2 separate regions of the Homo sapiens genome follow, and region 1 is linked to region 2. A link is a contact called in ENCODE Hi-C or POLR2A ChIA-PET data. All regions are on one chromosome and are shown on one strand. Each heading gives the region's core, a stretch centred on a gene start or an enhancer-like site at or near the end of the contact. The rest is flanking DNA. Distances are from core to core; before and after follow the strand shown. Region 1 overlaps TGFB1 (transforming growth factor beta 1). Region 2 holds the start of FBL (fibrillarin).

Evidence for each region. Hi-C counts contacts between places; a loop is a spot of excess contacts on that map. ChIA-PET counts read pairs that join two places held with the same protein, here RNA polymerase II (POLR2A). Pooled maps may share reads with other maps.
Region 1: POLR2A ChIA-PET joins it to region 2 with 25 read pairs in OCI-LY7. The contact joins the enhancer-like site here to the promoter of FBL in region 2. A Hi-C loop is called at or near these places in 1 of 168 maps with a recorded cell type or tissue (naive thymus-derived CD4-positive, alpha-beta T cell) and 6 of 50 pooled maps. POLR2A ChIA-PET finds 5 or more read pairs at or near these places in 2 of 52 experiments (B cell and OCI-LY7).

The regions. Positions count from the first base shown.
Region 1 is chr19:41,340,724-41,344,372 of GRCh38, reverse strand. It overlaps TGFB1 (transforming growth factor beta 1), which reads left to right. Exons shown (of 7, transcript NM_000660.7): 4 at 2,126-2,203; 5 at 2,343-2,490. Among named protein-coding and RNA genes, the nearest start is that of TGFB1, 11 kb to the left of the region's middle. Within about 2 kb of position 2,077, at least 3 of the 41 ENCODE cell types and tissues checked have a DNase peak (open chromatin) inside an H3K27ac peak, as active enhancers do.
Region 2 is chr19:39,844,574-39,848,174 of GRCh38, reverse strand. FBL (fibrillarin) reads left to right here and starts at 1,796. Exons shown (of 9, transcript NM_001436.4): 1 at 1,796-1,884. The coding sequence starts at 1,875. RefSeq lists an enhancer at 2,251-2,991.

The DNA of each region.
Region 1 (3,649 bases), core at 828-3,327, 1.5 Mb before region 2:
GAGGGCTTCCTGGAGGAGGGGCACCATAGCTGATGTTGAAGGGATGAGTAGAATGGTCAGGAAAAGGAGAGGTGTAAGAGTATTCTGGGGCTGGGCATGGTGGCTTATGCCTATAATCCCAGCACTTTTGAAGGCCAAGGAGGATGGATCACTGGAGCTCAGGAGTTTTGAGAGCAGCCTGGGCAACATGGCGAAACCCGGTCTCTACACAAAAATACAAAAATTAGCCATGCATGCTGTTACGTGCCTGTAGTTCCAGCTGCTTGGGAGACTGAGGTGGGAGAATCACCTGAGCCTGGGAGGTCGAGGCTGCAGTGAGTCATAATCACACTACTGCAATCCAGCCTACATGAAAGAGTGAGATCCCATCTCAAAAAAAAAAAAAAAAAAAAGATTCCAGGCAAAGGGAACAGCCTGTGCAAAGGCCTGGAGGCCAGGGAGAGCCTAACTAACTCATTTGATCTGTCCAGGAGATGATTGTCTCTGTCTGGTTTCTGGCAGGGCCCATGGTGCCCCTATCTCTCTCCCTCACCTCCCTCTCATTTATGCTTTTATTCAATAATTGCCCACAGGTTCCTGCTGTGTGCCTGGCCATGTGCTGGGTGGTGTGGGGGACATAGTGATAACCAAGACAGCCCTCAGTTCTGCCCTCATGGGGCCCACAGTCACTTCTGGACACCTAAGAGATCTTGTCAAGGCCCCACCAGGCAGGAATGACCTAGAATGATCAAGAATGGGATGGGGAGGCACCAGCAGGGAGGACAAGGCTGGGACAGGGAGGCATGCAGGATGGGGGAACGCCCTAAGTGCTGTTGGGAGCCCAGAGAAGGCACCTGGACCCATCTGGGGAGTCTAGGAGGGCTTGCTGGGTGAGGGTGATTGTGTGGAGACTCACAGGATAAATAGTAGTTTGGCCACATGAAAAAAAAGGGATTAGGGGGCCTGGCATGGTGGCTCACGCCTGTAATCCCAGCACTTTGAGAGGCCGAGGTGGGTGGATCACCTGAGATCGGGAGTTCGAGACCAGCCTGACCAACATGGAGAAACCCCGTCTCTACTAAAAATACATAATTAGCTCGGCGTGGTGATGCATGCCTGTAATCCCAGCTACTCGGGAGGCTGAGGCAGGAGAATTGCTTGAACCCAGGAGGTGGAGGTTTCAGTGAGCCAAGATCGTGCCATTGCACTCCAGCCTGGGCAACAACAGTGAAACTCCGTCTCAAAAAAAAAAAAGAAAAGAAAAAGAAAAAATAGGGATTAGGGAGCAGGTGGGCACTGGGAGGAGTGTCCTGGGCTGTTCGACAAAGGCCTAGAAGGAGCTCATCTGTCTTGGTCAATGCTGAGTCCCAAGCACACAGCACAGGCTTCGGCACATTGTAGGAGCCTAGAAAACATCATTCACTCATTCATTCAAGAGATTGATGCTGGCTGGGTGCAGTGGCTCATGCCTGTAATCCCAGCACTTCGGGAGGCCAGGGCAGGAGGATTGCTTGAGCCCAGCCTGGGCAACATAGTGAGACCTCTGTCTCTACAGAGAATTTAAAAAGTAGCCGTGTAGGCCGGATGCAGTGGCTCAAGCCTGTAATCCCAGCACTTTGGGATGCCAAGGCAGGCGGATCACCTGAGGTCAGGAGTTTGAGACCAGCCTGGCCAGCATGGTGAAACCCCATCTCTACTAAAAATACAAAAAATTAGCCGGGTGTGGTGGCGCATGCCTGTTATCCCAGCTACTTGGGAGGCTGAGGCAGGAGAATCGTTTGAACCTGGGAGGTGGAGGTTGCAGTGAGCTGATATCACGCCACTGAACTCCAGCCTGGGCAACAGAGCCAGACTCCATCTCAAAAAAAAAAAAAAAATTAGCCATGCGTGGTAGCACGCGCCTGTGGTCCCAGCTACTCGGGAGGCTGAGATGGGAGGATTGCTTGGGCCTTGGAGATTGAGGCTGCGAGACCTTGTCTCAAAAAAAAAAAAAAAAAAAAAAAGAGAGAGCTGCAGTGAGAGGGCAGAGTGGGGTGGGTGGGGGAGGCAGGAAGGAAGCCCCTGGGGTTTGCTCCTTCCTTCCTCTTCCTCCAGGGGCTGGGTGAGCTGCACTCTCAGACTGGCTTCCCTCTCGCCACTCCTACAGGGGAAATTGAGGGCTTTCGCCTTAGCGCCCACTGCTCCTGTGACAGCAGGGATAACACACTGCAAGTGGACATCAACGGTGAGGCCTGCTTCCCCGGCCATGCCCAGTTGTGACGTGTGTGCGTGTGTGTGTTCCCATCTGCCCCACGCCCCACTTATCTATCCCTCTGAGAGTGTGTGTGTATGTCCCCTATCCCCTGACTCCCACACCAAAGCAGGGTTCACTACCGGCCGCCGAGGTGACCTGGCCACCATTCATGGCATGAACCGGCCTTTCCTGCTTCTCATGGCCACCCCGCTGGAGAGGGCCCAGCATCTGCAAAGCTCCCGGCACCGCCGAGCCCTGGACACCAACTATTGCTTCAGGTGAGCCTTGTAGCCTGGATGGAGGCCTTCCAGGCTGGGGGCATGACTGCCATCTGCTGACCAGGTGCTCCAGGTTGGACACCTGGCTGCTGCTGTGCTTGGGCTGAGCATCTGTCTCCTTTAGCTTGGAGGGCTCAGGGGATGAGGTCTGGGTGTAAGAACCAGGAGTCTTGTGCCAGGTGCGGTGGCTCACGCCTGTAATCCCAACACTTTGGGAGGCTGAGGCAGGTGGATCACCTGAAGTGAGGAGTTTGAGACCTGTCTGGCCAACATGGTGAAACCCGTCTCTACTAAAAATCCAAAAATTAGCCAGGCGTGGTGGGCGCCTATAATCCCAGCCACAAAAAACAAAAAAAGAACTGGGAGTCTTGTAATGTTGGGATCAGGTTCCTTTTTTTTTTTTTTTTTTTTTTTTTGAGACAGAGTCTCGCTCTGTCACCTGGGCTGGAGTGCAGTGGCGCTATCTTGATTCACTGCAAGCTCCACCTCCCGGGTTCACACGATTCTCCTGTCTCAGCCTCCCGAGTAGCTAGGACTACAGGCACGTGCCACCACGCCCAGCTAATTTTTTTGTATTTTTAGTAGAGATGGGGTTTCACTGTGTTAGCCAGGATGGTCTCCATCTCCTGACCTCGTGATACACCCACCTCAGCCTCCCAAAGTGCTGGGATTACAGGCGTGAGCCAACGCGCCCGGCCTAATTTTTTGTATCTTTAGTAGAGACTGGGTTTCACCATGTTAGCCAGGATGGTCTTGATCTCCTGACCTCGTGATCCGCCTGCCTCAGCCTCCCGAAGTGCTGGGATTACAGGTGTGAGCCACCACGCCCAGCCTTGCTTTCTTGCTGGAGTGTTGGAATCACAGAATGTTAGAAAGTTGAACCCTGTGATTGTTGGAATTCAAAGTTGGAAGGTCACCATCTTGAATCCCTAAATTGTTGGCAGGTTGAGGTTCTAGAATGCTGGGATTCTAGAATGCTAGAATTTGGTGTTAATTACTGAAATGGAAAATGTCGGACTCAAGGAAAGCTGAAACATTGGAATCCTAGAATTTGGGGATTCAAAATGGGAAGATGGCCCATGTGGAATTCCTGCACCACTGGCCAATTGTGGATACCAGTGTTGGCAGATTGGAGTCCTTGAATATTGGGCTCACAGTG
Region 2 (3,601 bases), core at 547-3,046:
TAGAAATCCAGAATAGACTCAACTATTTCATCTCATAGTTTTTAAAAAGTTTTTTTTGTTTGGTTTTTGTTTTTGTTTTGGGACAGGGGTGTCGCTCTGTGACCCAGGCTGGAGTGTAGTGGTGCAGTCATGGCTCATTTCAGCCTAGACCTACTGGGCTCAAAGGATCCTCCTGCCTCAGCCTCTTGAGTAGCTGGGACTACAGGTGCAAGCAACCATACCCAGCTAATTTTTTATTTTTTGTAAAGATAAGGTCTCACTCTGTAGCCCAGGCTGGCCTTAAGCTCCTGGGCTCAAGCGATCCTCCTGCCTCGGCCTCCCAAAGTGCCTGGATTACAGGTGTGAGCCACTGCCCCGACCGGTTCTGAAAAGTTTAAGCAGATTTTCCATCATAATATCTAAACAATCTTTCAGGAATGTTTCTGTGCAAATTGGTGGCATTCCACAGCTGGAACACTGTACACAGAGAACTCACAACGGTATGAGGCCATCCATTCATTCAACAAACATTTACTGGGCACCCAGAGGGCTGTCCTAGGCCTAGAGTGATAGAGCAGTGAATGGAACAGAGTCAACATCTAGGCTCTGGACTGGTAGGTTCTTCTGGAGTTTTTCGGTAACTTCTCATAACAGCAGTTGTCTTGCTTTGCAGAATGAATATAGGGATGGATACTGATATTACACAATTACAAAGCCCAAAATTCTTAATACTTAAGCAGAATCTGTTGACCCCTGACGCCGCTCTCTGCCCCCACTCTGATCTGTCCATCCTTTTCTTCTGATTCACGGCAGCAGCCAGTCCTTGGTTTTCCTGCTTTCACCCTCACTCCTGCAGTCTGCTTCCCACATGCAGCCAGAGGGACCTGTGTCAGATCACATTCCTTCTCTGCTTGGAACCCTTCCATGGTTCCATCTTACTGCCTAAGTCCTCACTATGTCCCACAAAGCTCCGCACAATCTGCCCTTGTTAGCTACCCGCCCTTATCTCCTCTTACTCTCCACCTTGCTCACTTTGCCCCACCCACCCTCCTCATTGTCTCTCCAACTTCCCATATCTTTCCTTCCTCAGGGCCTCTGCATCTGCAGATCTTTTCCCTGCCTGGAACTCTCTTCCCCTAGATAGGTGCATGCCTCACTCCTCACTTCCTTCAGCCCTTTAGCTCAAAAGTCTCCTGATGCATTCCTTGACCACCGTGCCAAAAAAACAAAAATCATTTGCCCTCCAAAATCTCTATCCCCTTTCCCTGCTGTTATTTTCTCCAAAGCACTTATCGCTTTCAAACATTCAACATGTTTGGTGTCTATTTCCTCCATTAAAAAGATGAACTCCAGGAGAGTGGAGATTTTTATGTCTCGTACACCGCTGTATTCCCAGCTCCTAGAACAGCACCTGGTACACACGAGGTGCACTGTAAATGTTTTTCGGATGTTTGAATGGAAGCCCAGAGTCGGTCACTGTTCTTGGGGCTGGAAATGTATTGGGGAAGCCTTTTTGGGTGTACAGGGGCCAGAGGGATTTAGCTAGGAATACAAAAGAGGGCACAGCCCGTGCGAAGGCTATGAGCCCTGATTATTGGGGTGCTCGCATTGGGGAAGAGGAAACCGGAAGCGAGTTTAGGGCGACCGCTGCACAGGCAAAGGCTGGGAAGGCAGAGAGCGAGGGCAGCGGGTTGCGTGTCGACAGGCTCGAGAATCCAGGCTCACTGCGCGTGCGCCGAGCTCCGGGCGGGGAAGGGGCCCGGGGGCGGGACTACGGGGTGGCGTCACGCAGCGCACGTCGCCGCGCGCCTGCGCTCTTTTCCACGTGCGAAAGCCCCGGACTCGTGGAGTTGTGAACGCCGCGGACTCCGGAGCCGCACAAACCAGGGCTCGCCATGAAGCCAGGTCAGGCTGGGGTGAGGGTCCGGGGTCAGGGACGGAGGCCGGGCGGGAATCCGGGTGCCAGGCCAGAATCGGAGGGGTGGGGCCTTGGCCTGGGGGCAGGGGTTCTGAGCACGGGTTCCAGTCTCCTGTGGGAAGGGGGATTCTGATTCCAGCAGGTCTAGGGGTTTGTGACTGGCTTCAGAGGTCACGGTCGTGAGTCGAAGAAGGCCGTGGGCCTGGCATTGGGGGTGTTGACGTGGGGTTCGTCTCATTGAGGCCGTCTAATAGGGATTTTGGATATTGGGCAGGAGGCGGCACTCAAGGGTCTTGGGCTAGAGTTTGGATTCAGGCATCTGGAGTCTTGGATCGCTGGGCGTGTTTTGGGAATCAGGCTTGGGTCGGAGATGGAGAGTTCCTGACCTTGGGTCCTGGAGCTGTGTGTGGGAAGCCCCCATTTGCCTTCCCTGTCGCTGCCACCACCACCATCCCCTTATCCCGCATCCCAGCTTTTCCGAGTGGGCCGGAGTGGATGAGGACTCCCCGGTTGGCCGTGTGCGGCGCTCTTCGGCTCACTTTCCCGCCTTCTGCACTTACAGTGGGGCGGATCCCCGGGGATGGAGTGGAGATTTGGGGATTAAGATTTCCACCTCCGGGACGAGACTTAACAAGCTCGGCATTAGTCTGGGGTGGTGGGGCGGGTGGTTGTCACAGGAGGTAAGTAGTTTTATTCTTAAGATTTTCCACTAGATTCTGCTGAAACCACTCCCTTCATGGTGGAATGATGAGGGGGTCCTGGCTTTGACAGCAGAAGGGCCTCAGTTCAGTGTGTCAGCTCTTGCTCAGCTTCTTAGCCTGCTGTGTGAACTTGGGCAAGTGGCTTTACCTCTCTGAGCCTCTGTTTTCTCATCAATAAAATGGCGCCAGTTAGGATTAAGCGACGTTAAAAAAAATAGCACAGTGCTTGACATATAATAGTATTAGCTCTAATTGTTACCTTTATCTTTCTCAAAGAGAACAACATTAGAATCCTTCTCGGTGGTGCCTGAGCACTTCCTCCATCTGGCCTGCCCAACCCGCACTCATCTGTGTGAGAACTTGCTTCATTGAGTTTGGAGAATTTCCACCATGGCCCAAAGGGTCTGTTTTCCTAGTACAGGCTTTCTTTTTCTTTTGTGTGTGTGTTTGTGTGGAGAGATGGGGGTCACCTGGCAGGAGATTTGTGGATCTGTGCCCTTCTCCCAAGTTCCCTTTCTCTTCCGTGTTTGGGGATCTCTTGATGAAGTGGGGTGGGGGATTGTAGGCCAGGTATGCTGAGATCCTGGCTTGCCTGCAGGCATTCTGGTCTGTGATTCCCTCATAAATGGAGGATACCCGTTCTTCCAACCTTCCTCCATGTGTGGTAGAATGTGAAGTTGTAAAAGTTGTCAGGTGTTAGCTCTTTAGTAAGGATTTTAGCCTGAGTGAGAAAAGAACCCTTTGGGAGATTTTTGAGCAGGGGCGTGGTGCAGTCTGACATTTTTAAAAGGGATTCTTTTTGCTTCGATGTGTGAAAGACCTCAGGGTGGCAAAAGTGGAAGCAGGCACATTGGTGGGAAGCTTGTTGCTGTAATCTAGGAGATGGTGTGGTGGACCAGGATGGGAGCAGTGGACATGCTGACAGTTTTACATGCTTTTGAAGACAGAACCAACAGATTGTATGTGGGTGTGTGATCGGAGTCAAGGATAACCAAGGGTTTGG